Linked DNA regions of Mus musculus: region 1 is linked to region 2. Evidence: chromatin loops called from intact Hi-C (ENCODE). Cell type or tissue: left cerebral cortex. All regions are shown on one strand. Each heading gives the region's core, and the rest is flanking DNA. Links, peaks and the distances in the headings are about the cores only.

What was found. A loop is a pair of places that touch in the nucleus more often than their neighbours do. Peaks named below come from ENCODE experiments on the same cell type or tissue, not always from the same donor. Only the 100,000 strongest peaks of a DNase experiment are listed, where the experiment ranks them.
Region 1: a loop joins it to region 2, with 4 times the contacts of the local background. A loop is called at or near these places in 8 of 42 quality-filtered maps.

What each region holds. Positions count from the first base shown.
Region 1 is chr3:63,864,324-63,872,936 of GRCm38, forward strand. It overlaps Plch1 (phospholipase C, eta 1), which reads right to left. Exons shown (of 24, transcript NM_001370984.1): 3 at 6,333-6,451. The coding sequence starts at 6,411. Among named protein-coding and RNA genes, the nearest start is that of Plch1, 31 kb to the right of the region's middle. In left cerebral cortex, for the core only: a CTCF peak has its summit at 4,185 (motif pointing left); DNase peaks (open chromatin) are centred at 1,163 and 4,182.
Region 2 is chr3:62,535,298-62,543,297 of GRCm38, forward strand. The region is part of intron 3 of Gpr149 (G protein-coupled receptor 149); the gene reads right to left. Among named protein-coding and RNA genes, the nearest start is that of Dhx36, 32 kb to the left of the region's middle. In left cerebral cortex, for the core only: no CTCF peak of the experiment used is centred there; DNase peaks (open chromatin) are centred at 3,046, 6,433, 6,866 and 7,155.

The DNA of each region.
Region 1 (8,613 bases), core at 232-8,231, 1.3 Mb after region 2:
AGCAGATCAGTATGCAGGCCAGGACTCAGTTTGGCATGCACTTGCTGTAATGTGATCAGTATATACATGGGAACTATAGTTATGAACATAGGCTGAACTACTTCCCATTACGGACTTTTTAAATCAAGACAATCTGGATATACCTTTGAACCCCACAGCTTGCATTTGGTAATTAACATATTTGCTGAAAGGAATAAGCCCTAATACAAACACATCATATTTCTGTTGAGATGGCTTTTCATTTACACATTATAAAGGGACAAACTGCAGTTTTCCATCTTTGTTTTGACAGAGGGAAGATAAGAGGTTTTCATGATTACAAATGCAACCGCTAATAATTACTATTGTGGCCTAAGGAAAAACTCCAAATCATTTGTGTAGCTAAATTAAATAATTATGGTGCCCTAGAAGGACGCAGAGTCCACTGGTGAAGAGATGTCTCATCTTTCTATCAATCTCCGCATATATTAGACACAGAGTATGAAAGACAATTGGGAAAATGAAAGAGCAGAGGAAAATTAATTATAATTATGGAAATGCAGCTTAAAGAATAAAGGCTTAATTGTGTAGCACAGGTCTAATGGGAAATAATTCTTACTTAGTAACTACTTAACATGTGAGAATTCTGCAAGTCTGAAGGAGAAGTTGACTGTACTAAACACACTATTTCTTCCTTCTAATTGAGTAATTAGGAAATTGGGGTTCCCAAGTGTAGATGGATGAAAGGATCACAGCCCTTTTCTGTTTGCTGATGCCCAAAAGGCCAAAGGCATCAAAGAAAAAAAATGGATAATCTAATGGAAAGGGCTAGCCAAGAATCTTTCTTGAAGGTGACAGACTTGTTTGACACAATTAAACGTGAACTCTGCACCTTCTCTCCCACCCAGGCTGCCCACACATCCAGACCTTTGGTTTGCCATTTTGCTAGGCACTCAGCAGGGACTTTTCATCCCCTGTATTACTGTACAATGTGAATGTCCTTGTCAGAGAAAGCTCAGCCGGGAAATCACAGGGCTTCAGTTTCCCAGCCAAAAGCTTTCACTGAATTAGATTCCTGAAAAAAAAAAAAAAAAAAAAAAAAAAAAAGAAAAAAAAAAAAAGAGGCTGAATCATCTCAACATAAATTTTTTATAGACAGATCACTGCCTGGCTCTGATCAATGCCGGTATACAACAGTACAAGAAATAGACACAGTAAATAATGCCAGTGTTTAGGGACACGAACTCACCCTAATCTAAAACACTAAAAGATAATCACAAGCTACCAGGAGATATGAGAGAGCCGTTCAAACCTAGACCCTTATCCTGGGTGTCCTGGGTGGCAGGGATGGCATGCTGAAGAACATGTCTCACTCATGTGCCAGTCAGGGAATGTGCTACAGAAGATATGATATAGGCTTATGGTATAGGCTGCTAGGGGTATCTGCCACTTAAAAGTAAGAAGAGACATCTGCAGAGAGGAAAACACCACCCCTTACCCCACCCATCTTTTACAGCCTTGGAAATACAGAGAAGACTCAAGTGAGGAAACATGGGAATATAGGAATGGATAGGGCAAGTTGCCCTACTACCTTAGAGGCAAGAGAACACAAGTGCTAGAGATGGAGATGATAAACAACAGAGTGCAACAGAGAAGTGATAAAGTTAAAGGGAGACGATGGATTCTCTATCTCATGGACTCTTGGTGACAGAGGAGGTGAAAGTGGAACTAAATATTCAGAACTGGTGGTCCTGATCACTCAGCACCAATCACATGCAAGTAGATATCCAGGTACAAGTTGAAAGACCATCTCTTGCCCATGTACCAAACTGGAGGACCGAGGTTTCACATCCTGAGAAGAGAGGCAAAGACAAATGAGTCTGCCTTCTTTCAGCCATCAACAGGCAAAACAGGGCTTAGGGTTTGACAGGTAAGTATAGCCTAGCTACTTAGGTAAGATTTAAACCTGCTGATGTTACTGACACTTCTTTTTACTTTCAGAGGGGAAAAAAAAGTCATATTATATTTTGATCATATTCTTTCCCCTTTCCCAACTCTACCTAGATCCTCCCCACCTCCCAACCAATGTTCTCCCTAAAAGAAAGAAAAATCAAAATTAAAAAAACAGGAAGATAAAAAAATACCAAAACAAAACATAAAGCACACACACACACACAAACCCACAGAGTCCTTTAGTGTTGGCCAACTATTCCTGAATATGAAGCCTGCCCTAAAGTGTGGTTGAGATACCCTGTGCAAGTCCATTGAAAAAAAACTAGTTTTCTCTTTCCAACTAGGTACCAATTGCAAACAGCTTCTGGTTAGTGATAAGACTTTGTATCTGCCCCCCACCCCATTCTCTGTGCTGGCATTTTGTCTGGCTTAAACTTTTGCCATCACAGTCTCTGAATTCATACGTGTGTCAATCCCATTATGTCTGGAAGACACTGTTTCTTTGTAATACCTATGATGAGCCTTAGGGGGAAGACACTAATACAAGTAAATCTAGTTACATAATTCACAGCAGTTATGCTTGATTGCTGCTCTTCCAGAGGACCAGGGATCTCTTCTAACACCCATTTCAGGTGGCTCACAAGAGCCTTTGAGTCTGTTCCAGGGGATCCAATGCCCTCTATGGCCTCTGAAAAGACCCATATACACACAGACATACTCTACACACGTGCACATAGAAATGAGGACAAAGAGAGAGTAGAAACACAAAAAATTATAATTCCTAACTGAGCCTCTCTTATAATTGAACATTGAACTAATTTAATCTACCAGCTCACCTTTGAGCTACGAGACATCTGCCAGTGTTCCCCATTCCTGCAGCAGCAGTGTTACAAAGATGAAAGAACAGAGTTCTAATTCAATTTCTGTTACTGTGATAAACACCATGCCCCAAAGCAACTTTGGTGAAGAAGCGTTGTTTTGGCTTATACTTCCATGTTACAATCCCTCCCAAGGCAGGAACTCAAGATGGAAACCTTACAAGCCAGAACCATAAATCAGAGAACCATGGGCATTACTATTTCCTGGCCTTCTCAGCTACTTGACTTATACCTGCTCAGGATCAGAACAGCCGACAGCAGGCTGCACCATCCCATAGCAATCAAGAAAATGCCCTACAGACAGGCCCACAGTCCAGTCTACTGAAAGTAATTCCTCATTTGAGGTTTCTTCTTCCCAGGGTGACTCTAGTTTGTGTCAATACTCAACAAACAGATAACAATTTAGGGCAAAGCAAGATGTTTGTTGGATTAAGGAGTCTCTTCAATTTGGCCTGTAACTTTTCTAAATCATCTCCAATGAGAATACATTGCCATTATAACCAGAAAATGAGTGTAAGGTGAGCTTTATGAAGAGCGATGCTACATTTTCAACTTTTATTCAGAATCTTTGTGTACTAAGTCCCCCATTTTAATGTAGTTATCTCATCTCCTGGGAACACTGCTCAAGTCTTTGTGGAAAAATAAATGTTAAGACATTTGTTCATTCAAATGGGCATATTTCAAAAGGCTATCATGTGAGTGGAATGATGCTTTAATTTTGTGATATAAAGGCTTCTCTCTCTTTATCATAGTTGACTTGGTTATATAAGAACTGCCATTAATATAAACAAAAATGCCAATTGGTAAGCAAAAGTTGATGAAGGAGCATGCCTGCTTCAGAAGTCCCTCTCTCCAAATAAACATTTCTTCACCTCATCTTACCCTGGCTCACTCCCTCCCCCGCCACAACCCCCCTCCTCCCTCGATGTTATTGAATTGCCCAAATATTATTATTAGCACTGTCTTACCATGAAACAGACCAACATGCTCACTGAACTCACAGCCCTGACCTTGATAGTTTCACTGTTCCTACCTCACAGGTGTTGAGTCCTGACTCAGACCAACACACTTGGTAGGTTCACTGTTCCTACTTTAGCCAAGTGATGAGTTCCCACAGACAGATGAGCAGGGAGTCTTTCAGCCCTCAATCACTAAATCAGTTCAGGCAAAGAAACCAAGTTTGATGACTTGCCCTATCAGAATCAATTCTTAAAGGCACTAGTTGCATTACAAATGAAGAGAATTGTGGTTCTAACTGGCTTCAAGTCTCTTAATCTTGAGAGGATTTAATATTTCTAAACCCTTTGAGAAGTAATTCCTGAACCATGAAAAGTAACCAACTCACATTTTCAATGCGACACTGCCCCCTTGTGTATCTTGTGTTTGGTGAAAAGTCACTCACAAAAATGTAAAAATTTTTACTCTCAGAGATAGTTCAAAGGAATCTAAGATGCCAGAAAATAACCTTGAAACCTGTCAAGACCAGAATGCTTATTTCACACTTCCTTACTATGAAACAGGCCTGCATGCTCACTGAATCCACTGCCCATACCTTGGAAGTTCACTGTTCCTACCTCCAAGGGTTGAGTCCTGACACAAGGGAGAGTTACACACCTGAAGGACTGTCTAATTTGTTCAAGTTCATCCACTACTGGTTAATGACAGAGCAAGGACCCTTGAATGAACTTCAAACCTCTCAAGGCCCAGGGGTGTAGCTGAGTGGTAGAGTTCTGAGAACTCATCTCGCAGAACAGAATGATAGATTGGATTAGGCAGAAACACTGGGGTTGTGGAGACCTGAAGATCAGAGTTTGAACACCGGATCTCCACTTCAAAACCTCTAAGCTTTAGTTCCTCTATCCAAACAATGGGATGAACTATTACAAAGATTTCCAAAGGGCTCAAAAGAGCAGTGCTCACTATTAGGCCCTGCACATAGCATTCCTCGTGATAGCTAACCACCATTGTCAACTTGACTCTTCAGACTCACCTAAGAGACATACTTTTGGGTGTATCTGTGAGAAAGCTTCCAAAGAGTTAACTGAGGAGGAAAGATTCACTCTAACTGTGGACTTTGGAGCTCCAGAATGAATTTTTAAAAATGGGGAAAAGGAGAAAAGGAGCTAGGCACAAGCATTCATCTATACTTCTTGAGGTAGTGCGACTAGCTGACTCTTGCTGTTACCTCCATAGTTAAAACACTTGACACCACTCCCCCCCCCCCAGTGATAGGCTGTGCCTTCAAGCTGTGAGCCAAAATAATTTCTTCCTTGAAATAAAAAAAAGGCAAATAAAGACCGAGATATAGAAACATGCTAACTGAAATATAACTATAAAAACATATCAGAATTTTATTCACATCATAACTATGGTTTTAACTCTCCAGGTGAAGACATTTACAATAAGGAAAATGGCAATAAACTGCGTCATTTCAACAATACAGTAACACTCTGTCCCTTGAGACAGATAAATCTTAACAGAAAATACCATACGGCTGACAACATGAGTGTAGACACGAAGCAGCCAACAGCACTCTTGGGTGAGCTTCAGAGGAGAGCAAGACAGATCCTCACTTCTGAAGTAATATCCCAGTTACTTCCCACATCTTCCGTGTTGACAATAATGAAATGACAATAATGAGAGAATCAGCCTAGAAAGATGGACTGCAATTTAGGGGTTAGCTAAGGTGACAGTCTCAGCCTCCTTTCTTTACTTGTAAGATAAAGTCACCCTCTGCAGGGTCACACGAGGAGTCTTGAGAAGAGCGCCATACAACTACTGGAGCCAGTGGGTAGAGTAGCACTTGTCACAGACTTACCTTTAAAGTAATGATACACATTAAATCTGTTACCAAAATGAGGGATGAAATCCACAATGCGAAAGTTGAAAATAAACAGTAGTGTGTTTAATTAAGCATCACTCAGGTCTCATGAAACCTTTGCATCTCCTGGACTTCTGATGGACATTGCTCTACAAATTCCAATACCCCCGAAACCTTTGGCTCACAAATAAATTACTCCCATGGGAATATCTTGGTAGGAGGATGGACAAAGCTTATCCCTGACTATGAGACACTAAACAAGAAGCTATAGCCTGGTTAAAGGCAATGGTCTAAGACAATTATTATTTATCAGGAAAATGACCTGTATTAATAACCCTCTGTTGAGCTACAGTAACCCACCCAGCAGACATTCTGAAGTGTAGCAAGGTTCTCTGTTCTCTTTTCCTGTGGTCTGATACACTGGTTAAGTTTTCAAACCCCAAATAGTTACAACCATTGAAAAGGTACATTTTGGGAGTCAACAGGAGTAGAAAGGCTGAGTGGTAGGAAGAAGAACACCATTGCTGTTTTTTGAGGAAGTTCACGTTGATGAAAACTGCAGGTCACGGTCTGGTGGAATTTTAAGACAAACTCAAGCTCTTGGTTCAGCCCAACAATTAGACCATACTTGCATCCAAAACAGTACAATGAAAGTAATTTTCCGAAAGCAGAGTCTCAGCTACATAAGTACAACAGCTCACCATGAAACACGCGGTTGTCCACCAGAAAATGTCTGCGGTACTGCACACAGTTCCTCTTCTCACCGTTCCAGTAGTTCATTGTTGGAAGATGTCTGGCACAGCATCCAAATGAAATTGCCCTATCAAGAGAGACAGAATGAGACAGAAATGAAGAAAAGAGCAGGCACACGCTCACCCAGACAGCACATTGCCATGTGTTGCCTAGCACTGGGGGCAACATACAAGGCTAAAATGTAGACCAGGACTCCTCCAGCCCATAACAAACTTCCCACAGAACTTCCAAGAACTTGAATGCTGCTTTTTTTTTCCCCCATACCAAAACAATAACTCTTTCCAACAACATCATCCTGCACTCAGCTACTGCTGTCTGCTGAGGAAAGCAAGCTATCATTAAGCAGGTTTCAGGACTATATTTTGTGTTCCAGGTCTCAATTGCATTCTATCAGGATCCAAAACAGTCAATACTAATCAATTTCCAGAGGTCTCACTAGCAGGTGAGCTATTATTCTCAACTCCTGAATTTTGTGTTGGTGACATCCGGGTAGGTTATGTAACCAACTCGCAAAATGTTAGAAATTATTGCAGAGTCTAATTGGGCACAGATATGCCAAACTATAACAAAGTTTACTTGCCTTCTTTTAGTTCATTGGAGGTATTTATTTAGGGCCACTAATCCTTGGATCCACCCAGGCTTACAGATGTAACTAGAGCTGGCCAGGCCTCTAGCATAATGTGCTCACAGAACCTGCAGAGATTCCAGCCTCTGCAGAGACCAAACACTTGAAAAGCAGAGATCTGAGCTGATGAATTAAACTGCAAAGCCAATGTGCATGACCCTGAACAAGGAAGCCTTTGTTCACAAGGTTTGGCTAGTGACGTTTCAGAATTCCAACCTCCTTTCGGTTCACATCACAATGCTGGAGGTGGGGGGGAACAGTAGCAGGAAGAAAAAAAAAAACCAAAGAACCAAAAAAACCAACCCCCCCCCAAAAAAAAACCAAAACCAAACAAACAAACAAAAAACATAACAAAACTGCAAGGCTGGCAAGAAGCAAACCCCACAGGTGGAAAACAGTTTTGTCATCTGTCCTATTGCAACAGTCTATAGTTTTGTAAATGTACCCCAGTGGCTTAGTGAAAAAGGTAAGGTATCCCAGTGGGATAAGGTGTCACACTGGGACAGCTAGTGGAGGCTCCAGGAGCTTGGTAAGTTTCTCCTTAACCTTCCACAACGGGGATCTTATCTACCGTTCAGACTGCTTGCTGCTCCACACAATCCTGAATCCCTCCCCTTCTTTTCACTTCATCCCTGCCAGCTTAGAATGATGCTCCTGTTTCTTAAGCTGAGGGGGTAAAGAAAAGCATGTGGGACCACGGAGAGAAATGCTGCAGAACAGCTGACTACAGAAACAAGCCTACCTTTGCCCTCCAAAGCCAACATCTCATATTATATCCCAAATATTTTTAGATGTATAAATAATGTAGTAAAGGGTGGAGTGTGCCTTATAAAGCACGTGCTTAGAAGTACAGTGCCCTGAATTTGATATCCAGCAACACAAGTAAATTCACCAAAAACAATGAAATGTTATTATTTTTTTTTCAAAACTGCAGTACTGAAGTACCCCCATGTTCTTTCCTGTTCTGGTATCCTCTTTCCTCATTGCAAATCTCTCTCCTAGAATAACTATTTTTTAATATTCATTATTCCAGCATTTTACCTAAATACACAATTTTGAAGTCCTCTGTATTATTAAGGGCACTACCTTTTCCAAGAAAATACGTTTTTCATAATTAACAGTAGTATCGCTCACTTACAAAATATGTGCATGTCACTTACACTTGCTAATGTACATGGAACTAAAAAGAAGACCATCCCCAGTGGAGAGATAAGGACACCAACCCACCTATAAAACTTTTCACCCCAAATTTGTCCTTCCACAAGAAATGCAGAGACAACAATGGAGCAGAGATTGAGGGAATGGCCAACCAATTACTGACCCAACTTGAGACCCATCCCATGGGTAAACAGCAATCCCTGACACCTTTATACATGTAGACCAAAGCCTAGCATAACAGTCCTCTGAGAGGCTACACCCAGCTGCTGACTGACACAGATGCAGAGACCCACAGCCAAACATTGGATGGAGCTTGGGGAGTTTTATGGAACAGTTGTGGGAAGGATTATGGGCCCCAGAGAGGATGGGAAATCCACAGGAAGATGAACAGAGTCAACTAACCTGGACTCTTGGGAGCTCCAGGGACTGAACCACCAACCAAAGAA
Region 2 (8,000 bases), core at 1-8,000:
AGCCCCAGCCTGCCTCCCAGGTGTACCCAGTTCATGTAGGCCGTGGGCTGGCATACAACATTCATATACAGCAACAGTACTGCTGATAGCAGTTCATATCAAGCAGATGAGGGACCAGGGCTCAGCAGGTAAAATCATTAGCCATGCAAGCCCGGTGACCTCTGTTTGGTGCCTAGAACCCACATAGAAGAAGGAGAAAACATACTCCTGTAAGTCACCCTCTGACTTCCACACACAAACCATAGCATTAGCATATGCCACTCTACCTCCAAAATTAGTACATAAAATGTAAACAATTAAGACGTCGGAAGGGATGGTACACAGATTAAGACCACTTGTTGCTTTCAAAGAGGACTCAGGTTTGGCTCCTAGTACTCACAAGGAGCCTCAAAAGTGACTATAACTGCCAATCCTAGGGCTCTAATGCCTTTTTCTGGCCTCTAGGCATGAGGTATGCATATGGTATGTATTCACGCATGCAATAAAACACTCATACACACAAAGTAAAAATAAACCTTCAAGAATGTTTAAGAGTAAATGAGATTGGAAATGTCCTCTTCATCTGATTTGACAGATCCACATAGTGAGTTAAAAGGATGATAGCTCATTCAGATTAACATTTTAGAATTAGATATTGCCAAAGTCTGGATAAGTATAAAGGCTGATTTTTCTGAAATAGCATTTAAAGTACTATGTTATTAAAATAATTTTTTCAAACCTTCCTATTCAAATGGATGATCTATATTTGAGAGCTATAGAAGCAAAAGCAGAGATAAGAACAAACAACAACAGAAAAAAAAATCAGGCTGTGCCAAGAACCTGGAGAAGATTTCTGAAAAGAAGTTGCACAGGTAGCCAGGACATACACGGCAAGGTGCTCAGCCTCGCTCATGCAAGAACTCATGCCAATCAAAGCTCAAACTCTTTGGGGTGCTACAATGAAAATACAGAAAAACACCTTATTAAAGAGGATGCATAGAATCTTGGGACCTATTGTTTGTGGGAAAGTAAAATGATGCAGATGCCATGGAAAACAGAACAATGGCTCCAAAATCAAAAAATAACTAGCATTATCATATATTAAGATAAATATAGCCAATCAGTGATCATTTAAATATGATCAAGGTGATATATTTTACATGTACTTTATAGGTATAGTTTAAAAATCAGACTTTCCTTGGCAACATAACCTTCCTGCCTGTGTCTCTCTTGGACTGGGTTTACAAATATAAATAAGCCCCTAGTTTATTTGTACAATCATATTTTATTTTTACATCTTTAAGTAAAACCATAAAAATTTGACATCATTTATAGAATTATTTGTCCTCCTTAAACAGGACTTAGGTATTATTTAAGTTATAGAACACCATTGCAGGCTATTGAGAATGGAATCATGAATAAAGAGAACTATGATATTGAAAGGTATAAAAGAGGAGTTGTCAGACTCAGTAAAATTACCAGGATTTTCTACTGTTATTGATAGAATAGAAGATGTGGACTGAGTTATTATTATGAGTGAAAGGGAGGCTGGCTGATATTCAACAGTGGAGTGAAGATGCTCACATGCCTTAACATCCCACAAAACACAGATCTGCTCAACCTCCCCCTCAGAAACACCCCAGTCCACATGAAGATGCAATGCTGTGCTCAAGGCTGTCATGGGGAAGTTAGCTTAGCTTCAAGTGAGGGAATGAGATACCAGAGAACCTTCCCAAAGCAGGACTACATCCTCAGAGATGGTGGAAATCCCTGGCATTGACGATACTTTGCACTGCTCTAAAGGTCCTAGCTGGGGCACAATCCATAAAAAAAGGAATAAGGTGCACAGGCACCAAGCAGGAAGAAACAAGGCTACACAGCTGGGGGCAGCACCAATTTTCTACCTAATAATTCTAGAGAAAAGAAAAATCTGAGTGAGAACGAATGACAGACTCTAGTGAGGTGGTTCAGTTACAAGTAAAACCGAGAGCCTGGTAGCTGTTACCAATCAAAACAAGTTTTTAAAAGGTTCCATTCAGAGTCTGGAGAAATGGTTCAGAGTTAAAGAAAATTTGCTATTCTTGTAGAGGACCCAGGTTTGGTTTGCAACATCTCCATAGTGTCTCACAACTCTACCCAATTCCAGTTCCAGGGAATCAGATCTAATAATCTCTTCTGGCCTCCATGGGCATCAGGCATGCATATGAAGCACAAGCATACATCAGGGAAAACTCTCAGACATGTACATCTATATAACCTTTAAAATAAAAAAAAGGTCTGATTCCAAACAACAGCACTATTGTGAAACCTGCCAAGACAACCACCACAGTAATAAAATCAGCAAACAAAAACAGAAGGAAATAGCGGCAATATTTTATTTTGAGGAGATGCATTACAAGTCTGAGGATAATGACTTAATATATTTTTAAAATGAAAATCCAAATGGAATTCTCCTTTGTCTTGTGAAAAATGTATAAGCTTGTGAATAAGCAAAAAAAAAAAAAGTATAAACATACTAATGTGGTAACATTGTAGCTGTTAAAGCTCAGCCAAGAAACAAGATACAGTATATGATGAAGATGCTATTTCAAAATAAGTGGAGAAGCTGGATATGGTGGCCAAGGCCTATAATCTCCAAACTTAGGAGGTAGAGGAAGTAAGATCATGAATCTGAGACCAGTCTTCCTCTCAAAACAAGACCATGGTTCAAAACAACTACAGAATAGCAAGAAGAATAACAGAATGTTATTTTGTTTTTATGTAAATTTTTTGAAGCAAATAAAAATGCAAAATAATATTACTGTCCAAAATATATTTTTGTATTTTGACCATGCTGAGTAAGAGGTGTTAGTTTTAGGTATATGGGAAGATCTTCTCAACATTTTCTTGGATAAAACTAAAATGTATGGGACTTAATTAGACATCATCTTTATTGCACAATCAGAATAATCTATTTAAATAACCTGGAACTATTCATTTCATAGTCTGTGCTTTCTTACCATATTAAAGTGAGCGAATTTGCATTTGCCTGGGAATAATGCTAACCCGTTACTGCAGTACATTCAGGAGTGTGGGTGGCTGGGAGAATTTTTTTTTTTTTAATTTGGAAATGAAAAGCATTTCTGAACCTCACAAATACTTAAGGAGAAGAGAGCCTGCCATGTAAACACATTAGCACAAATAATCTGTGATAATTGATTCAAACTTGCTGACCTTGGATACACTGAATGCCTTTTCTTTTTTCACAATAAGCTTCTAGGTGAATTCAGGGTGAAATTATAATATAAAAAGAGTCTCTCTACATGATTATCTGAACAAGGTGAAGCTTTCTCTTGCTTGTCTGAATTATTCAACTTAAGCAAGGCATATTACAGCATAAGAGATCATTACTTTATCCAAGGCCACAGTTGGTCATGGGTCCTCTGAATCAGAAATTGGAATGTACCATTGATTCATGAGTAATCCAAATGATTGGCAAATTTAATATTTTTTTAAAAATCTAATTTTCATGATTTTAGAGAGACTTTGGCCTTTAAAAGTATATACATCGAGAAGTGTAGGTCAAGCAGACTTAAAGCAGGCTGGAGAAGCTGGAATATACATACCAGGAAGAAAACAAGTATCAGACACAAAAACTCATGAGAAAATTAAAATTTTAAAAAAGGTTTGTCTGGGGGACCTCCGTAATTATAAATGTTACATATGTGCACATTCCCAGCTCCTCAAGTCTTCTGTCCAACCATGTCCTTTTTGTATGATTAGTGAACCAATATGTGATGACCCACAGGAACTGATTAAAGTAAGAAAAAGTTGGGGAAGAAAATAAAGGCCTTTAATAAAATACTTTTCTGTGAAAAAATGGGTGGCGAAGTCTACCCTCCCAGACCTCAGGCGTGTGCCTTATGCCCTTTCTTATTTTAATTTGGAGTGTGTGTGTGTGTGTGGGGGGGGGGGTGGGTGGGGAGAGCATAGGGAGTACTTTTGCTTATGAGGTCAATCTGGAGACCAGAGGTGTCTGTCTGTCTATCTATCTATCTATCTATCTATCTATCTATCTATCTACTTACTTACTTACTTACTTACTTTTGAGACAGGACTGAAACCTCACTGTTTTGGCTGCCCATAGAAACCATAGCCCAGAGCACTGGGAATTACAAATGCCACTTTTTGTGAGGGTTCTGGGTCTCCATACTCAGGTTTCAGGCTTGTACAGCAAGCATCTTTGCCACTGAACCATCTCCTCAGCCCATGCCTTTTTTCATGGTGAAAGTCTAACCATGAAGACTGATGCTCACCATGACCAATACTTACTTACCTGGCTGACCATGAGCCACATGCGACAATTTCTGGTGAGTGTGTAACACTTTCGCAATTAATATGCATATTAATCTTCTAAAATGAAGTCCTTTGGATAACCAAAGCATACATATGATGACGTAATTGAGTTGTGGGAGGCACAACTAAGTGCATGTCATAGTCTAACCCAATTCCAAGATCACCTGTCTCATGCCCTTTGCTCTAAGCCATTTTGCTACTTCATGTCATTCTATTTCCTTGCAAGTCTGAGATAAACATGGCTAATATTTCACTCTCCTAATTTGGGGATAAACTACAGTATTCTGGGGAAACATGGAAAGAAAAAGGATTTTTTTCACATTAGGAAGTAAAACAGTATTTAGAAAGCAGCTTTAACATAAAGATCTTGAGTAGATCTTACAAGGATCACTTTAATAGGAATAAAATGGGGGAAGTGTATTCTAGGAGGATAACTGAGCAGCCTCCGAAATATGGATTGAAAAGTGTGAATGAGGTACCAGGGAAAACAAACAGGAGGTCTATTAAAATCATTTGTGTAAGAGAAAGATCCACGAACTTGGATGTTTGTACAGGAACTGGCATATGAGGAACTGAGGGATACACAGACACTGCCACACCAAAACTCTTTGATTTTGTGGATGCCAGGGCTGAAGTTCTACCACCTAGTCATATACACCTGTCTTTGAACCCAGTGGAGTCACAATCTGTGTAGTCTTCACTTGTCTGAGTATTAGGCTTGTCTTTTGAAAACATTAACCTTACAAGATTTCATGCACAGGAAGGGATGGGTAGAATGCTTAACACATAGCAAGGCTCTCATGTATGCTAGTTGTTCCAGGGCACAGAGAGGGTAGAGCCCAAGATGTTTTGTAAGTTCCTATTTTCTGTGTCTCATATCAGGACTTGAGAAAGGGAGCTTGGAAAGGCGTGGGGAATGTAATGGTTTTTCTACATTTTATCTTTATGTCAGATAATTCTTACATAGTCTTCTATGTGGAGGAATGATTTAGGCAAGCTAGAGCGATGGAGAGTGATGGGGTGGTTTCGAAGTTATTAGATCATGCAATGCATTTAACTTCAACCATAATAAGATGAGTAGATTGTGAAGTGATACACAGAAACACACACACACACACACACATATAAATAATGAATCATCAGGAGAAAAGAAAATGTCGACCTTAGAGCAAAGAAAACTTCCAGTGACAGGAAAGATTATTACACAGTGGTAAAGGGATCAATCCATCAGAAACAGGTAGCAATCCTAAAATGAACACAACAGACCACTGAGTAGTGCAATACATGATGTAAGAATGGTAACAGCAAAGGAAAATGAGCAACTTCTTCATAGAGCTGGAGACTGCAAACACTGTATCAACAACTGAGAACAAAGTCAGAAACCAGCAAGATTGACATGGGTCCATGCAATTTAATCAATCTGTAGACTATTTTTAAGAAAATTCCATCCAATAAAAACACAGTATGTATTTTATTCAAATGTTAGTGCTAGTTCAGGGAACAATGTTGTGATACATATTATAAGAAAATCTTTTTGAAGATTCCCCCAAAGACAACTTTTGACAGACCTCTCAGCAAAATTACTGATACCTCTTGAGCTCTTTAAATTCTGTGTACTAACCTGCTCTCCTATTGTGTATTCAGCCTGTTTAAACTTAACCTACCTTTAAGAGAACAATATAGCCAGCTCTACTTGCCTTGAATTTCCCATACAATCAGCCTTTACAGACCAAGAAAGTGCTTCAGTTTTATCTTAAATTATGTACCCTTTCTTGACCCTAACCCAGAATAAAGTATGTGTGTATGTAAAGTAAAGAAAGCTATGGTAATCATTAGCTGAAAACAGCCAACAGGTTGAAAGCAACTTTAAAGGAAAGATCCACCAAACATTTTGCAAGTAATGTAGATATAGCTCAATTGCATAGGTTTTCAGTGTTGTCTGCTACTGTGAGTCAGATGGGATCAGTTAAATTTCTTCCCTTGTAAAATTCTAAGAATTTTTGTAAAGAATCCCTCATGTCCTCCATACGGTATTTTCTGTGCTGTTCAACAAATACAGAACAATGTTCTCCTCATGGACAGACACAGGGATAGGCTCAGATTCAGACACAGACATTCAGAGACAGGCACAACAAGGACAGAGCAGACTCACAACAAAGAGCTCACAGGTGGGTCAGTAACCATGGACTATCAACTCATGAAAGGCACAGGTAGATTAGAAAATTAAAACTTGGGCTCACTTCCAGTTCAACTAATTCAAGAGGAAGTGATTTTGTTTTCATTTCTTAATTCGGCATGAATGCATTTTAGTATCCTCTGAGGTTATCTTTAATTTGTTAAATGACTCAAAAGAAATGAAAATGCATTGAGCAGAAATAAAATTATACAGAATATTGTTCTATCTGTGGAATCAGGGTTACCAGAATTTAACAAGAACATTCCCAAACTCCCAGAAACTAAGCAAACACTAAGAAATGGTGCATGACTCAAAGAAGAAGTGTTGATGGAAATAAAAACACATTGGGCTGAATTAAAATAGATTCAGCGTACCAAAATCCATGCTAAAGCGGCACTGAGAGAGGAATTTAAAGCACTAAATCCGTGTATTAGAATACAGCAGCAGTCTCAAGCCTAAGCTTTCATCAAGATTTATTTTTAAAACAGCAAAAGCAAAATAAGCAAAGCAGCAATAAAGAAGAAAATAAGATAACAGAAATCATGTGAATGGAAGCCACAGAGAAAATAAATGCTCACGAGTTGGTTTCTTTAACAGATCAATAACATTGACACCCCTAGGAGCACTGACAAAAGCAAAAGAGAAGATGCAGATGACCTGCGTAAGAAAGGATCAGGTGATAACCACAGATGCTAGAAGGATGGGGAGGCATGATGTACAAATCACACGGTTGAATTCAGCAACTTAAATGAAACATACTGAGGCCCTGAAAGCACAAAACCTACCACAGGGCATCTAAAAATTAAACAGGGATTGAAGTCTAAAGAAGCTACCAGGGCATTTGAAAATGTAACTTAAAAATGTCAAAGGAGAAATACCCTACAACACAGGTGGTTTCACCAGAGAAATCTACCAATTTTGAGTGGAACTAATAAATATCAATTTTCCTGCAAAAACTAGAAGAGGAGGGAACAGTTTATTTCAAAGATTTGATTTTAGTCTAATACCAAAACTATATTGATAGCATCAGAAAATCTAACAGAATAATATCACTCATAAATACAGATATAAGTATCTAAAACAAATATTAACAATTAGAATCCAGGAATCAATAGAATAAATACATATTATGACCAAGTAAAGTTTACTACAAAAATGTTAGGCTGGTTGGGAGGCGGCCTCAGCCTCAGCAGCAGCGGTCGCCATCTTGGTTCCGGGACTCAGCAGAACTTAGGAAATTAGTCTGAACAGGTTAGAGGGTGCGCCAGAGAACCGGACAGCTTCTGGGACAGGCGGAAGCACAGAGCCGCTGAGGCAGCACCCTTGGCAGGCCGCAGACAGCCGGCCACCTTCAGGACCAGAGGACAGGTGTCCGCCTGGCTTGGGAGGCGGCCTCAGCCTCAGCAGCAGCAGTCGCCATCTTGGTTCCGGGACTCCCTGGAACTTAGGAATTTAGTCTGCACAGGTGAGAGTCTGTACCACAGAAGCTGACAGCTTCTGGGAACTGCCA